2 separate regions of the Homo sapiens genome follow, and region 1 is linked to region 2. Evidence: chromatin loops called from intact Hi-C (ENCODE). Cell type or tissue: HCT116. All regions are shown on one strand. Links, peaks and the distances in the headings refer to the core of each region. The heading gives the core; the rest is flanking DNA. Region 1 overlaps MPP7 (MAGUK p55 scaffold protein 7). Region 2 overlaps MPP7 (MAGUK p55 scaffold protein 7).

Evidence for each region. A loop is a pair of places that touch in the nucleus more often than their neighbours do. Peaks named below come from ENCODE experiments on the same cell type or tissue, not always from the same donor. Only the 100,000 strongest peaks of a DNase experiment are listed, where the experiment ranks them.
Region 1: a loop joins it to region 2, with 3 times the contacts of the local background. A loop is called at or near these places in 2 of 110 quality-filtered maps.

Annotation. Positions count from the first base shown.
Region 1 is chr10:28,214,530-28,223,521 of GRCh38, forward strand. All of the region lies in intron 2 of MPP7 (MAGUK p55 scaffold protein 7), which reads right to left. Among named protein-coding and RNA genes, the nearest start is that of MIR8086, 70 kb to the right of the region's middle. In HCT116, for the core only: no CTCF peak of the experiment used is centred there; DNase peaks (open chromatin) are centred at 1,592, 3,502 and 4,892; H3K4me3 peaks cover 3,512 bases; H3K27ac peaks cover 8,000 bases.
Region 2 is chr10:28,116,442-28,125,433 of GRCh38, forward strand. MPP7 (MAGUK p55 scaffold protein 7) reads right to left here. Exons shown (of 17, transcript NM_001318170.2): 7 at 8,569-8,650; 8 at 7,590-7,675; 9 at 4,153-4,227; 10 at 3,753-3,949; 11 at 3,210-3,274. Among named protein-coding and RNA genes, the nearest start is that of SNORD130, 48 kb to the left of the region's middle. RefSeq lists an enhancer at 2,754-3,953. In HCT116, for the core only: no CTCF peak of the experiment used is centred there; DNase peaks (open chromatin) are centred at 3,041, 3,820 and 7,840; H3K4me3 peaks cover 1,765 bases; H3K27ac peaks cover 8,000 bases.

The sequences.
Region 1 (8,992 bases), core at 250-8,249, 98 kb after region 2:
CACAAACACCGAGTGCTTACTATCTATGTGCCAGGCACTATGAAGGGCTGGAGATGCCGTGACGATGAAACCGCCTTTGCAAAAGTATAACTGAGGAAAGTATGACAGTGAAAGAAATCAGACCTAACCGACTCCATCTTGTTTCTAACCTTTAAGCTGTCCTTGTTTGTTCTTGGGCATAGGCTGAACTAACTTTGGGAAGGGATTCAGTTCATGGTTTGACTCTGAAGCAAAACTGATAATAGCCCTTTCCCAGAAAGACCCCCTTCTTGCCTGGGGACCAGTCCACCTTGCAGTACTAACAAATTAGCTACAAGATTAGAAAGTACAGTGTAGGGGTCATGCAGCCTCTGGTTCCAAGAGTCTGAACCTCTCCACGTGGCTCCTGGGGGTAACATCACTATTGAAAAATCTAAGATCAGTGCTTGAGATATTTTGTAGACCCTGCACTCGATGGATCAGCTGACACCACCCAGACAGGTAATCTGGCTCAACCAGTTCTGCCATCTCACCCAGGAACAGAAAACAGCAAGAAAACCTCACTTCAACCCCCTATTATTCCATCTCCAGCCTGAACAATCAGCACTTCTCACTTCCCAAGCCCCTACCCAAATTTCTTTAAATTATCTTTAAAAACTCTGCTCCCCAGTGCTCAGGAGATTGATTTGAATAATAATAAAACTCCGGTCTCCTGAACAGCCAGCTCTGTGTGAATTACTCTTTCTCCATTGCAATTCCCCTGTCTTGATAAATCAGTTCTGTCTAGGCAGTGGGCAAGGGAACCCATTGGGCGGTTACAAAGAAGGGAGGAAAAAAAAAATAAAAGCAAACACAAGTTTTTTCCCCAGTGTAGGGTAGCAGCCAGATATCGATAATCATGAAAATAAATGCAAAGTGACAACTCTGAAAAGCCCTATACAAGAGGAGGTTGTTGCACCAGGAAAAGTATAAGAGAGAGAGATGTGAACAACTCAGGGACAGCGTTCTCGAGGAAGCGACAATTATGCTGGGATCTGAAGGAAGCACAGACATTAACTTGGAGGTGCTGAAGTGAGGAACAGAAAGAGAACCGCACTTACAAAGGCCCTGGGGTAGCATGCTTAGACTCTAGGCTCATGCTTAGACTCTAGAGCCATGCGACATAATTACAAATCCCAGCTCTGCAACTGGGCATATTGGTAAACATCTCTGTGTATCCATTGTTTATTGTGTAAAACAGGTATAGTCATGCTAACCTTACAGAATTGTTATAAGGGTTAAATGAGTTATTTGTAAAGCTTACAATGATGCCTTGCTTTGCTGAACAACTTATGTAAGCATCTTTTAAATAAAAATAATTCCAAATTAAATGCTAAAACTTATTAAGTATGTCCAAGCATTAAGGAGGCAGATGACAAAATGTAAGTTTATCCTGCTGGATGCATTAAGGGGAAAAGAAAGCTTTCACAATAGGCAATAAAGACAGGCAACAACAGACCCCATGTATTGGGTAGAGTGAACTGAGAGATGAGAACTTAAAAATGTGATCACACCTGCCGCACCCTCCCCCAATTGACCTTTGGCCAGGCACAGTGACTCACACCCAGTAAACCCAACACCCAACACTGGGAGGCTGAGGCAGGAGGATTGCTTAAATCCAGGAGTATGGGACCAGCCTGAGCAACATAGCAAGACCCCGTTTCTAAAAAAAAAAAGGAGGATTGCCTGAGCCCAGGATTTGAGGCTGCAGTGAGTCAAGGTGGTGCCACTGCACTCCAGGCTGGGCGACACAGTGACACCTTGTCTCAAAAAATTAAAATTTAAAAACAACTTTCAATATAAAGATAATGCAACATATATTTGCAAGAGACAACTATAATTTTGGTGATATCAATAGTATGTATCTATTAACAATATACTGACAATATTGGCTGATGTAAACTGTACACCAGTGCACATTCTATATCAAAATCCAAACTGAGACTCCAGGGAACCAATCATTTGTCATTAACACTAACCACACTGAAATAGTTGCAGAGTCATTTTAGACAATGTTTCAAGTGATACAGAAAAATAATATTAATCCCTTTATTGAGGTAATTAGAAATAATTTGCACTTTCCTCCAGACTACCAGTGTTAGACATAATAAACACACACACTGGAGATGACCAGCTATGGCATACAGATGTGGGCTTATTGAAACAATTATTACTCAGAACAGACCTGCTGACAACAAATGTGCATTCAAATTATTCGATCTGTCTGGATCTCTGGGTCCCTAACTCTTGAAGTGACAGCACAAAACAGTTCATTAGATATAGGGTCAATGTTGTTAGTATTAAGCATTGTTATCCTCATTTTTTTTTTTGGCAGAACGAAAACTTGGAAAATCCTGGTTACATTCAGAGATGGTGGCAAAAAGAGTCAGCAATATAATTCATCTAGAAGTATTTTTAATACTCAAAGTCTTGATTTTGAGCCTTTTAACATTAATTCTCCCAGCAATTTTTCTAAAATTTCTGGATGTAATTAAGATATTCAGAAAAAAAATGTAGAGAACTCATGCTTGCAGGTTCCTGTTTATAGTTTCAGTGCTTTAAAGTTTTTAATACACTTTTATCTTCCATTTCAAAGGCTATATTAATTATATAGGAAAAAGCTGACAGAATTTGCAACTCAACAAGGCTATCCTTTAGACAAGGATATAACATACTCAGAAGTCAGAAAAACTGAATTAGTCTGGGCCCAGTGGCTCATGCCTGTAATCCCAGAACTTTGGGAGGCCAAGGCAGGTGGATTGCTTGAGCCCAGGATCTTCAGACCAGCCTGGGCAACATGGTGAAACCCTATCTCTACTAAAAACACAAATATTAGCTGGGTGTACTGGTGTGTCTGTAATCCCAGCTACTCAGGAGGCTGAGGCACGAGAATCGCTTGAACCCGGGAGGCAGAGGTTGCAGTGAGCCGAGATCGCACCACTGCACTCCAGCCAGGGTGACAGAGTGAGACTCTGTCTCAAAAAAAAAAAAAAAGAAAAGAAAAGAAAAGAAAAGAAAAACTGCATCAGGGAAGAACTTTTAACAAAAAAAGTCACAAAAAAAGGCTTTACCATTTGCTAGGAACCATTTCACAAAACCCACCTTTATTATAGAAATTATCTTCTGAATTACTAAGATGAGGCAGGGGAAGGGAAAAGGAAGTAGTAAGAAAAAAGAAGCCAGGAAACATATTTTCTTCCTAAAAAGATGAGAATAAAGTCCTCATGCTTTGTAAAAGGGAAAATTACCAGGGTTGTCATGTTTGTCAAACAATAGAGAACCGTCTTTTCATCAGGAAAACTATAAAGCAAGCATACACCAGCTGGACTACATCAAAAGCAATCAAAGCAAGGCAAAAAATAAAACCTCCAACTTACCCAAATGCTTGTGGTTCAGAACGCCTAAAGAGAATTAGGCAAAGTATGTGAGCTCTGATTTACTAACACATATTGGGTTGATGATTCATAGCTCCTCATGGAGACTTTACGCCTAAATGAAAATAACGATGTGTAATGCAACTGAAAGTTACTGAGGAGCCTGATCAAAGTGATGAGTAGATAACAGTTGAAAGTAGCAGTGATAGCTAACTTCAGATCAGTAGGGAGGAGGCCAAAAGAGGCCGGTGGAGAATTGGCTATGGTTCAACTGAGGCAGTGTGATAAATAAAATCGGACGCTGGAAAGGAGTCGGGGGTAGGGCAGCGGTGGTAGAGAGGTGGTTGGGGGAGAACTAGAATACAGAGCAAAGGGATTTAGTCGTAGAGGAATTAATCTTCAGATTAAAGGATCAATATGACACTAAAACCATTTATGCACTTGGCAAGCTGTGATCCTGCACACTTGAGCAGCAAAATCGTGTGTGGAAGAAAGAAATGCAGCTTTATCAGCTCCATGTTTAGTCTCAGCAACAACAGGTGAGACAGACAGGTAAAAGATTGGCTAACTAATGTTAAACGGAGGCAGAAATATCTCCCTTAAAGTAAATAACTGACTTTCAAACATATGTTAGTCACAGGCCACGAAGACACTATAAGACCTAATAGGAGGCTTTCTAATCAAACCATCCAGGCCATATTCTAGGCAATGATACCTACTGCCATGCGATCACAGTCTCCAAACACAAGGAACCAAAAAAAGAAAATCAAGATTCAGGAAAGCCTAATTCAAAGTAAAAAATTACTAAATAAAATAGAAGTTTCTGTTGTCCAAAACAAAATTTAAAAACACCAGAATTTTTTTTAAAAAATAAAACAAACATGTAACTTACACCAACAGATACTTATTTTAAATACCCAGCACGACCTAGGGCCGATTAGAATCTCAATTCCTCATTTCAGAAATGTTTGAAACAAAACTAGAGAAACTAGAGAATTTCACACTTTCCTTCCCTCCACCTCCACAGCACTTTTTCAAGAAATACATCTATGCCACAATCAAGGCACAAGTATCTAGATCTATTGATCTAACTATATATCATAGATATTCTGAAAATACAAGGAAAATGATGACAAAGTACGGAGCATAGATCCACCTATACAAACTATAAAGAGAATTTCGTTTAGAACAACTTATTTCCTATTGCTTTCTCACAGAATTTGAACAAATATAACTTATTGCTTTTAAACCTAAAAACATAAATTCAATGCTAAAATGTGACACTAAATTTCAAAACAATGACATATCTAAAATGGGAAAAAATTTAAAAAATACAGAAGCACAAGAAGGAAAGACATTTTTCCAATTCCAGAAAACTGCTTCTGTAAAAATATAATATTCTGTACAAGACAGTAGTGGTTCCTAAGAGAATAAATGGCTCAGAATTTGATGAAAGTGTTCCCGCAGCGAACAATTCACTCTGCTTGCAGATTCCAGATGCTCAACATTCCTGACATCAGAACGGAAAAATTTACTGTTAGTCTAGAGAAATTTAATATCACCATTCTTGTCATATCCCTCATAGCTTCATTATTAGTACAAGTCTGGGGAAGCCATAAACCTATGTTAAATGATAAAAAAAGATGTTCTCTGGGTTCAATCATACTCATATAAGCAACCAAAATATCTAGAAGTCATATGGAAAAAGACTTGAGGGAAAAACAAATATGTATTTACGTGTTTTTTGTCTTAGTTCTCACATTTGCATTCTGTGCAGTATGGTCAGGCATCGGACCAAAACGTTTTACTATAACCTAGGGCTAATAAACACTAAAGAACATATATCGACGCCCAGAACAACACTATAAAATTTTATTATATTAATAAAATAGGATACACCAAGCTTTAAATTTTCCACTTTGTCAAAGGTAAAATAATCAGCACTGTTCGGTGCCATTCATAACAGGCTGCAATTTTTCCCATTTAAAGTATGTTTTATTTCCAAAACTACCTATAGTACACTAAAATACTAACACAACCCTGAGAGAGGCAATCTCTTTCTCACACTTTCCCTCAACTGCAAATAACTTATTAAAGCATTGGGCCAGCTGAGTTTGTAAATATGTAAAACAATCTAAATAATTATAGTATTGCAGCTTGCTTGATAACACTTTATACAATTATCTTAAAGTCCATAAATTCAGGGTGAGTTAACAGGGGAACATGCATACAACTTTACCTAACTTTCATTTGTACATGCCATCTCTAAGCTTTAAATAGGTTCCAATTTGTAATTAACTGTCAATAGTCTGTAGCTCTGCACAAAGTATTCTCTACTACCAAAATAAATACGATGGTAGTTTGATTTTTAGCAGTATTCACCCAAAAAATAAAGCCATAGAAAAATGAAAATTACTTCTAAAGCTCATAAATTATGGCCTATAACCATCCTTTCCAAAAATCGATTACATTTACGTTACATTAAAACAATTACAGGCTTTCCTACTTGAAGTAATTGGCTATAAAAGCTAAAATGCAGTATTGGCTTTATGATATTCATAGTAAGATAGGACTTATCTCAAGCATAACATGTAGTTTGACCAAACTGGACAGTAAATCTGGATTTTACATTACATTGCAAGGTAGCAATTCAAATCTTACCTCTCATCACATTACTGTAGCCAGCATTCATTGTATTAAGTGGTAAGCAATCAACAGATCAGTAGGTGCTAACCTTGATCAGGAAGTATTGGTCATGGCAAGAGAAACCATGGAAGCAGAAAGTGGCCTATTTGGTTGTAGAGATGATGTAGTAGAAAGAGAGGTAGGCTTTTCTCCTAGAGCTGTTATCATAGTCAACAGAGATAAAGAATGAGTATGTAGCATCTAATTAATGCTTCCCAGTTTTGCAACGGGACAAAAGCATAAAAAACATCAAGCACAAGGTTGGCCCTTAATAAGCAGTAGCTTCTATTGTCATCTTTATCATATCCTCTTAGAGGCTTGTTAGTGGAATTAAAAAGCATTTAAGTGAAAGGAAGGCTCTTAGCAGAGTTCAAGGGATAAAAGTATCTTAAATGGCTTTCTTTGCAAACATTCTCCAAGAACAACCTGTTACACAATAATGCAGCGGCTGAACTCCTAAGAAACCTCAAGCTAACAAAAAGACGAACCCTCATTTCAATAGGGAAAGACATGGTAGGTTAGAAAGTTTGCAACTAATAATAACTAAGGTCCTTCCACCGTGAATTTTAGAAAAATAAAGTAATCTAAGCTGTAAACGTTTTTTCTTTTTAGCTAAAAATAACAAACTGGTGGTTCACTACTGATAACTACCAAGTTAAATGCTTCCCAGCCTTTCAATCCACACTCAAGTATTCTCTAAACAGGTGACATTTTTTTTAGCAACAGAATTCATAACTATTGGGATTAAATCCTTCCCACCCAAAAGAACAAAGGAGCAGCCAGCAAAACTTCCTGACACATAATGAAATATCCAGAAGCAGACTGGTGATGCATAAAGAACTGAATACAAGATAAGAGTGGCACTTCAAATCAGTTATGTGGTGAGGAATTATTCTACCAAGAGCAGTAACTGCTGGTTCACCATTTCAGAAACAAGTGAAATCAAATAAACTAGATCCCCACGTAATGAGGCGAATCCCAATAATCTCATTACATCCAAATCATGTTATGAAAATTCAGTCTAAGAGACACTTGCTAGAGTAAAAATCCCTTCAAGATACGTACGGAGGTGATTTTTCTACAACCCCTAAATTTGTCAAGAAGAAACAAAGCAAAATATATATACCTTAGGTAGTCTGTGCCTTATCTTAAAACATGTTCACTGGAGCTCCCTGGGCAATATTTTTAAAATCTAGGTGATTCGAGTGCTGCACTATATCGGAAAGAGAAGTTTAACATTTAATGTGAGTGCTAGCAAATAAAATATTTTAAAGTTTTTATCAGTATTTTCAATAGTGCTATGCTAGCTATTTAATTTCATCTTAACAGAATGAAATCATCTTCTAGATATGATCTCCATTTTTATTGGAACTGCTTACTATCCATCCCTAAAGTTCTCTTCTAAGAGGAAAAGGTCATGTTGTTTGAAGGACAAAAAAGTTCATATTCACAAACAGAAAAGACTATTTTAATATTGAACAATTCTACATCAACAGGAATCTGAAATCTACCAAGACAATTCTTAATATATTTGGTCACTCAAGCCATCACAAACTCTTTTTAGGACTGAACCCTAAGATTTGTACTACGATTAAAAAAAAAAAAAAGTGGCCAGGCACAGTGGCTCAGGCTTGTAAATCTCAGCATTTTGGGAGGCTGATGCAGGAGGGCCACTTGAGCTCAGGAGTTTGAGACCAGCCTGGGTAATATGGTGAGACCCCATCTCTACGAAAATAAGAAATCAGCCAGGTGTAGTGGTATGTGCCTATAGTCCCAGCTGAGGCAGGAGGATCACCTGGGCCTGGGAGTTGAGGCTGCAGTGAGCCCTGATTGCGCCAATGCACTCCAGCCAGGGTGACAGAGTGAGACTCTGTCTCAAAAAATTAAAAATTAAAAAACAATAAAAAAATTTAAAAAGCAAAACTTTTTTGTGGCAATGAATATTACAATTTTTAAAACCTAGTGATGGCCGGGCAGTGGTTCACGCCTGTAATCCCAGCACTTCAAGAGGCCGAGGCAGGCGGTCACGAGGTCAGGAGATAGAGACCACCCTGGCTAACATGGTGAAACCCCGTCTCCACTAAAAATACAAAAAATTAGCCAGGCGTGGTGGCGGGCGCCTATAGTCCCAGCTACTTGGGAGGCTGAGGCAGGAGAATGGCATGAACCCAGGAGGCAGAGCTTGCAGTGAGCCAAGATCGCGCCACTGCACTCCAGCCTGGGTGACAGAGCAAGACTCCATCTCAAAAAAAAAAAAAACCTAGTGATTTGGCTAATTTTAGGTAGTATTACATACACATAAGCATACTGGGGATCTAGGCTATAAAAATAGCTTGGCCAAGATGGTGAAACCCTGTCTCTACTAAAAAATACAAAAATGAGCCAGGCGTGGTGGCAGGTGCCTGTAGTCCCAGCTACTCAGGAGGCTGAGGCAGGAGAATCGCTTGAACCCGGGAGGCAGAGGTTGCAGTGAGCCGGGATCGCACCACTGCACTCCAGCATGGGTGACAGAGCGAGCCTCTGTCTCAAAAAAAAAAAGCCTCCCAATATAACTATTCAAATGTATTAATATTTTATAAGACCACTGAAATATGCTCTCTTAAATTTAAGAGTCACTTGTTATAGCATTTTCTCCTGAGCAAGAAACTGCTAGGAAGCGAGGATGGGCATTTTCCACACTAATCACTGAGCTCGAATCTTCTGAGGAAACAGTGCAAGAGACCAGATTAATTCTTGTTTCTTAAGGTGTGGCCTGCCAAACAATGCGGGGTCCCAATAATCTTTCAAGTGGTCCACAAGCTGCTTCAGTCAGTAAGATTTTGTTCACCTATGCTCAAATTTGCAGCATGATTATAATTTTTGCAGAAATCTCATTCCATCATCGTTGCATAAGGCTATACAAGTACTGTAGAGAT
Region 2 (8,992 bases), core at 432-8,431:
TTCACTTTTACTCATTTCCAGAACACTTAAGCTACATCTTGTATATAATAATCTAAAAGCTGGTCATATAAAAGAAAATCTATCAGACTTTGAGGCCTGCTTTTCTCTCTGCATTACTAATATAAATCCATTATGTGGGAACCTATCATTAGATGATGGAGAGGGAGGGAAACAAATTTCCATTACAAATATCTTTGTTCGGTAAGCAATTCTTCCAAAAAATAGGGGGAGGAGACAAGTCCTTATATCCAGCTACTTAAGACTTAGAAATATTTTAGGTTTAAGAGGTCATGTTTTAGTTTTCAGGAATTTTTTAAGAGGTAAATTATTTTTTTGTTTGAAAAGCCTTTTTATTCTTCTGGGTTTGTATTAGATACACAAAGATTCTTTAGGGGAGGACATAACCAAGCAACAAAGATGAATATGACTTGCACTTATGAATTTTGCATAAGGAGGCTAGTTTCAAAGCCTAAAGAGGTTGTTATTATCATGGCTCCTGATTTTACTTACCTTGGAGCCAAGAACTAGAGCTCTAGCACAAATATAAGTGCAAAAATGCAAAGACAGTAAGATTGGGATGTGCCCTTCCTTATTTATTTCTATGTTGATATTAACTGAAACCCTATAGTTCCAGAACCATCTTCCATGAACTTTTCCCCCATGCAAACTCAAGTTATGGTGATACACTACAAATGAAATAAAAAGCAAAATAAAGATTTAGAAAAGAGTAATACGAGCAATCACTTTGTATAAAAAGTTAACTGGCTAATTTCGTAAATGGTATTATGTGACTAAATTCATTATTTCAAATCCTATATTTGCAATTTCCTCCTAGATGTTAAGTACACTTGTAAAAATTAGTGGATAAAGTTTTTATCACTGTATTTTTAAAATAAATTTATAAACATTGACATGATAGAATTATTCTTCCTTTATAAATTTTAATTGAATCAGAAACTTTTTTTACAACCCTATTCTATTAATATTCAAAATCATAAAAACAAAAGATTTTATACCAACTTGCTGTTTTTCTTCATGGCATTTTCCTATAATTCAACAAAGGGCATGATAACGTAAGTTTCCTATTCCAAAACCCTAAGTACCAAATATTGAAATCCAGAAAGTAGTGGATCAGATGGCCTTTACAAGTTTTAGTTTGGTAAAGAATCATCATCAAAACATAGGTTAAAGTGTTTTTAAATGCCATTTAAAATGTTCAGAATCAATACAATGATTTATGCATAACTTTTAACTTTATGTGAGACAATATTCAAGGAAATTTCAAGTAGAATTTCAATTCTTTGAGAATAAAGACATTAGCTGCCTATTTGTCACAGAAATATATTGTCTCTCTGAACAAGTCCATATCTGTTATATGTTTATGATTTAATAAGGATAATTTTGACCAGATTTATTTGAAAATAAATAACATATATAAAAACAAACAATGCATCTCTCAGTGAATCAAACTCTAGTTTAATAAGAGAGACAGAGAGAGAGGAGAAAGAAAGAGAGGAGGACCAGCAAACATTTCTGAATGGTATTCAAGAGGCAGAAAAAGCAAAAACAAAAACAAAAAAAAACAAAATTAGTCAAATGAGGACATTTCAGTAAAGATAAATGCTAGAATAAATATTTATCAGATCCAAATATTGAAGTATTAACATAAAAAAGAAATCATGCAAATCAACATACAAAAGGACTCCGTTACAATTAATACTTCTACATACACACACAAACAAACACACATACCCCCACACACACCTCACCTTCCTATGCATCTATATAGAAACCAGTTTGAAAGAGCTATTAAAAAGCAAAATATCCCTTTTGTATAGTTCTTTTAAAGAAATACATATACACTTATCAAAAATTTTCAATCAATGAAAATTTATAATAATATCAAACTGTACATTTCTAAGTTGCCTAGGACTGAAAAAGAGTTGAGTATGGATCCAGATTCGAGTATAATTACATTTATTTCATCTTTAAGTGACACATTATCTTATCCCACATATGCCAAATATATTAGAAATGTGTAAGCCTCCTATTTAAAAATCCCTTTGAGAGCCAGTCAGGCAAGGAGCCTCAAAGCTCCTTTCTGTTAGTGAGTTGGCCAGTGAAAAGTCATCACGCTTAAGAACAGTGCAATATTCTCACGAAAGCTTTAAGTTTTCTGATGTCAGAAGACTTGTAGCATTCTGTGACAAGGGTTTTTTTCCTTGTGCCTAGACTTAATGTAGCAAGGACAAGCAGGCTTTTGAATGAGTGCTCCACTTTAAGCATTTGCCTGCTTGTGAGATTTATACTCGACTACAGTTTGGCTCCCTTCTAATGTGATTCCTGGGCTATATGCTTCTGCAAACTGACAGAAATCACAGGAGATGTGAAAAATGCAACAATACTAAAAACAGATGTTGGTGTAAAATTCCAGGGCCATTTATTTGGTCATTTCGCTGTTTAATGTACAGTTTCTATGCTAAAAACAAAGGGTTGGTTTTTTCCTCTTAAAATACCTAGAACCATGAAACATCTAGGCGAGGTGGAACAGGGAATTTATGGGATGCAGACTTGAAGAGCTGGGTGGTGGGAAATAAAGAAAAGCTGACAGAAGATTAGGCTGAAAGAGAAAAAAAAGTATTTAAATGCACACTAAGTTTTTCAGTAGTCATACGGTAGCCATCCTTTGTCTTTCTCTCATTTTCTTTTAATCTAGTCTGGTAATAACTCCAAAGGGATAGGCTAAAGGTCAGAAGTATTATGATCTGGGGATAAGAAAGGAATTAAGAACAATTGGTCTTGAGCACAATTGCTTTTGTACCCAAGAAAATGGTAGATTTTTTTTCTCCCTAATCTTTACCAAGAAATACCTAACCCAAACTTCCTGGCTTTGAAGAAGGAAGAGCTGTATTTTAGGTGACATTTAATAAAATAACTATATTTGGAAATCAAAGACAGTAGTAGTAGTAGTCACTTTCTTAAAGAGTGAGTCATGGATTTATTATTAACAACCTCAACCACCCCTTTCCTCAAAAGATTCATGTTAATATTCCAAATATGAATCTCATATTTGTTTGTTCCTGAGAACTGATGATCCCAAAGTTATTGCTAGGGTAATAGGACCCTTTGTTCTGCCATGAGCACCTGCTTTAATAGTCAAAAATAAACATCAGGGTTTGGTTTCTCTGCATTCTTATTAACAAACTTACATGATTTCCTGTTGGAAACTTTCAGGGGCTGAACCAATATTTCTGGTCGTCTCAAAGCCAATCTCCTGGGAGAAAGAAGGTCAACATACCTATCAATTTTCAGCACAGGTCCGAGGTGAATACAATATCAAAATATTTAGTCTTAAGAAAAAACTTAAAGGTTAGAGAAAAAAATGAATGTAATGCAATAGATTCAAATTAAGAAACAAATCGCCCACTTTCAAATTTTTGTAAATTATCTTCCCTCCCTCCAAAACCACTGGTCTTTTTTTTTTCCACCTTTCATATCAACATGGTTTCAAGATATTAATGTGCTATTTTCCATTTGCTTCATAACAAAAATCTAATATGACCCAGTACTGTCATATTATTTTTGGTCATTCATCATACTTAGTTAGACAAAACAGAAATCCAAACCCACAGGATAAAAAATTCTAAGGCAAGGTTTTATAGCATATTTTATCACATCAATGCCAGAATGATATTTTGCAGAGAACAAAAGGTCAGCTGGAGAAAAGCCATTATTATGTACCAGCAGCTCACCTTTCCTGGAAATGCTTTGAGGGGATCAAGCCTGCCCTGGGGTTGGCATCAGCTTCGTGTTTCGCTTGCCACCAAGTTGCATCATCTTGGCTCATAATCTGAAGAATATCTCCCTTTTTGAAAGAAAGCCCAGCTTCCTTACATGGAATTGCCTTATCCTCATTAGGATTATAGTCAAAGAGGGCTTTGATAAACATCTGGAAGAAAAGTTTCATTAAAGATGAATAAAGATAAAAAATAAATGTGAAATGGCCTATATTCTCCTAACTCCGACTCCAAACATAGTAATTTTAAAACTGGAATATTGAAAGAAATGTGTTGTGACAAAGTGGATATGTGTTGGATGGAAAAACATGACTTCCCTCCCACGCACGAAGAAATGTTTTTAAGCAATAATTACCTTGCCTTCTTTTGATGGTGTCTCCTCTTTGCTGCCGGGTATAATCTTAAATGTAATTGCTCCCTGAGACTGAGCCTGGTAACAGATAAAACAAGGAGTTATAAGAAAACCAGACCCAAGGAAGAATAAGGTAAAATAGGTAGAAAGTGAAATGCATCTGAAAATTTACAAGCTTGGGGCTTCTACTCTTAGATAGACTAAACGGAGGAAACTATTTTTGTAGAAATTCCTGTAATGTGAGAAAGAAAGCTCTGAAGTTTGTAGAATAAGTTAAAAAACATTAACTCCTAAATCCACTTTTACTTCCTGTGTACTTTTAAGCTGTCAAGTAAATACATTCCCATCCAAGTTTCTTCGAAATAGAAACACACAAAATATGCACAACACCTTAAATAAACACAGTATTCAATGACTAGAACAGATAATGTATAAAGGTCTGGGTGCAGTGGCTCGTGTCTGTAATTCCAGTGTTTTGGGAGGCAAGGTGGCAGGATCACCCAAGCCCAGGAGTTCAAGACCAGCAATATAGCAAAACCCCTGTCTCTACAAAAAAAATTTTAAAAATTAGCCAAGCGTGGTGATGAAGCTAAGGCCTCTTGAGCCCAGGAGTTCAAGGCTGCGGTGAGCTGTGATCGCACCACTGCACTCCAGCCTAGGTGACAGAGCAAGAAGCTTTTTTTTTTTTTTTTAAAGAATAATGTACAAGGTTCATACAGTTACATTTAAGTATCAGCATCCATGTTTTGGGGGACAAAACACCTATAATGTCAGTAGTGCAGTTACAAATACATGATTCAATTAGTGGCAATGCCCATCAGAAAAAAAAAATAAAGAACATTCATATCTATTGTATTCTGGTGAGCGAGTAAAATATCCAACGTAATAGATTAATTGAAAGATGAAAAGACTGAGTATCTATTCTAACTTCATTAAAATAAGTACCAGCACCCACAAGTTTTTGTTATCTCAGATAGGATTTCTCTTTAAATATAGTCTCATGTCATTCTCTGTCTCTCTCTTTTTACCATGTATTGTAGCCATATTTAATTATTTATGCCATTATTTCATAAGATATGTTACTCCTGCTAATTTGTAAGCTCCATAAAAGCACTAAATACTTGGCACATTTGAAAGATATGAAAGGAAGGGGGGTAGGGCAAGACATATCTCTGAGTCTCACTATCTGTGGTGCACTGGTAAACCAGGACTCCATTTATTTAAAAAAAAAAAAAGGCTCTGATGTGTACTGTCTGTCAATTTCCATGGTATAAATACTTTCACTATAGTCAATTTCAATTCACCAGCATGAAGTTGCTGAAAGCTGAGTTGGGAAATGGTGCATCACACAGTCAGCTCTGGGCCGAGCCTTAAGAAGGCAGCTCTAGTGCAACACAGCAAGTTAAGTAAAATGGGATTCTGATAGTTTAAATAATAGAATTTTATAAAGGGTTGATTTATTTCAAAATGGTAATATCATTGCTATTGCTTATTGTAGAAGGCGCTCACAAATCTTATAAAGAATTCTCATACTGTAATACTGAATTACATTGGTAGAGAGAAAACAAAAGTCTTTTCTATAATCTCCTCTTATTTTTCTAGTTTGTGTCTGTGTGTTTTTTTTTAAATGGATCTATGGTCCTTACAACAGTGTCATTTAATAAGGACTCAATTGTTATTACTATTACTGCTGAGCCATATAGGTCTATCTCTCGTGATTGCCTCACAATAATCTAGCATATGGATGAATGATTATTTGATCAACGCAACTTTCTTGGTAGTTTCCGAATATTTTTGAAAAATTTTGTTTATACACATTTACCAAATTATTGCTTGAGGATTAATTTCCAACTAAAGGGTATGCACATTTAAAATTTTGATAGTTTCAGATCTCAAAAAGTTCTACTAATAATTTATCCCATCCCCAAATCATATAAATATACCTATTTTCCTATACCCTGACCAACTCTAGGCATTATCAAGCTTTCCAATCTCATATCCTGAAAATGCTTTGAGGGGATCAAGCCTGCCCTGGGCTTGGCATCACCTTCGTGTCTCCAGACATCTATGTTTTCTTTTGTAAAGTATTTGTCCATATGCACTGCTGATTTTTCTGTAAATGTTTTTCTTATTGATTTTTATCATCTCTATATATTTTGAAACATTAGCCTTTTATTATATATACTGAAAATATTTTTCATACAATCTCATTTGTCTTTGATGTTTCTTTATGGCACCTTTTTTCTATAAAGAAAGTTTTGAATTCTAGTAGACACATCTGTTATTTTTCTATTTGACTTTCATATCAAGGTTAAAAAGTCTTTTTCTACCTTATAATTATAGAAATTGTATATTACCTTTTATTGTGCAATTTTTGTTTTTTTTGCACTTATTTAATTTGTTGGGAATTTATTTTTATGTATTGTGTAAAACAAGGATTGACCTTATTTTTTCTGCGCCATTAACCTGATACCATCTATGAAATGTTCCACTGTTTTCCCACTGATTTAAAATGCCACCTTAACCATATACTAAATTTTCATATATACAGAGATCTGTTTTTGAGACACACTCAAACCTCTTCTAGTTGGTATAGGTTTCCAGTATGTTTTCACATATAAAAGAGAGTTTCCCTTCCTTTTATCTTACAAATGAACTTTAGAATTAATATTTCCAAGGCATAAAATAATTTTATTCAAGTGTCAGATTTCAAAAGACATCTAAATTAGTTTGACTAATTTGTATTGCTATGATCTATAGCATGGAATGTGACTGTGTCAATGGGAGGAAGACAAAGATAAATGCATCACCAGCCACAGTGTAGATGCCATCTGCTAAGTATAGACTTGGGACAGGGACAGGTACTAAATTCTTTTTTTTTTTTTTTTTTTTTTTTGAGACAAAGTCTTGCTATGACGCCCAGGCTGGAGTGCAGTGGTGTGATCTCGACTCACTGCAACCTCCATCTCCTGGGTTCAAGCGATTCTCCTGCCTCAGCCTCCCAAGTAGCTAGGACTACAGGTGACTGCCACCACGTGCAGCTAATTTTGTTTTGTATTTTTAGTAGAGACGGGTTTCACCATGTTGGCCAGGCTGGTCTTAAGCTCCTGACCTCAGGTGATCCACCTGTCTCAGCCTCCCAAAGTGCTGGGATTACAGATATAAGCCACCACACTCGGCCCTAAAACTCTTTATATATACTATCTCATTTAATCCTCAAAACACTCCAGATGGATAGTTACCTCTTATTCTCATTTTGCAAATGAAAACACTGAGGCATGAATAGATTAAGATATTTTCCAAGAACACACAGGGATTAAGTGTTCGAACCCTGCACTGCTTAATACAAATCCTGTCTATGTCAAACCAAGTCTAAAAGTCTGAAATACAGTGATTCGATTTTATTTTTATTGTACCTTTAAAAGAAATTTACAGCTTACCAAAATCTGTATTATTTCCTCAGGCCTTTTATCCTCCACTGGTATCCCGTTGACTTCCCTAAGTTCATCACCAACATGAATAAGACCTGAGAAATAGGAGATTTGGTAAATTAGCAGTGTTACCCACAACCAAAACTGTAATTTGCAGCTGTTTCCATAAGTAAAGCATTGTTAGGTTCCCTTAATACACTTAACGAATGGAAAGGAGACCTTCACACATCTCAGGTTTCAGCCTCTATGCCTCTCCATAGCAGTGACTCAAAAACCACAACATAGTAATGCTGGCCAAGAAATGGTAACAGGAGCTTGGTCTTTGTCTAGAAATGCACATTACTGATATCTTATACTAATATACTAATAAAATAATTTTTATTTATCTTAAAGGCTGCATGCTCTTAGCAGTACTTTTCAATTGAGAAATACAGAAGAAACAAGATTTTTTTTTTTTTTTTTTTTTTTTTTTGAGACGGAGTCTCGCTCTGTCACCCAGGCTGGAGTGCAGTGGCACAATCTCGGCTCACCGCAACCTCCGCCTCCCAGGTTCACACCATTCTCCTGCCTCAGCCTTGCAAGTAGCTGATACTACAGGTGCCCGCCACCACACTTGACTAATTTTTTTTTTTTTTGTATTTTTAGTAGAGACAGGGTTTCACCGTGTTAGCCAGGATGGTATTGATCTCCTGACCTCGTGATCCACCCGCCTTGGCCTCCAAAAGTGCTGGGATTACAGGCGTGAGCCACCACGCCCGGCCCACAAGTTTTAAGATAGCTTTGGATGCTTGTGTACAAGAAGACCATAGAGTAATGTTTATCTATCATTTATTTAAATAGGCTCTCACATTTCAACACAGAGAAAAATATCTTATTACTTGTTCTGCTGTATTAGATCCAAAGATGGTTATCCTCTTAGTTATCTACTGGAAATGCTACACACGAAACACGTGATTAGTCTGTACTTGGTTAACATTTAAAGTCTCACCACTTCTATCTGCAGCTCCTCCTCTCATGATTCTGGCCACAATGATCGCCCCGGTCTGTTCATCCTTCTTAATGGTAGCTCCCTTTTAAGACAAAAACAAAAAGCATTTGTGGGTAAATGTGTGTACTAGGTGTTAGAAAAGGAGGAAATAAGGACATTCATCTGAAAAAAGAGAAAACAACTACAAAAACGAAAAAAAAGAAATGAGGCAGGAAAAATAGACATCATGCCATTTGTCTTAGAATGTCTATTCTCATGACTAAATAGAGGAAATTCTATCTACATAGCATCAAAGGGTTTCAGCCCAATTTAAGGATTTTTGAAATCTTCAACCTCTTCAAAACTGTGTAAAATAAACATACCTTCTTTCCATTATAAAAATACCTTGTATTTCAATGCTGTTTGGTTTTTATCCTTTTAAAGC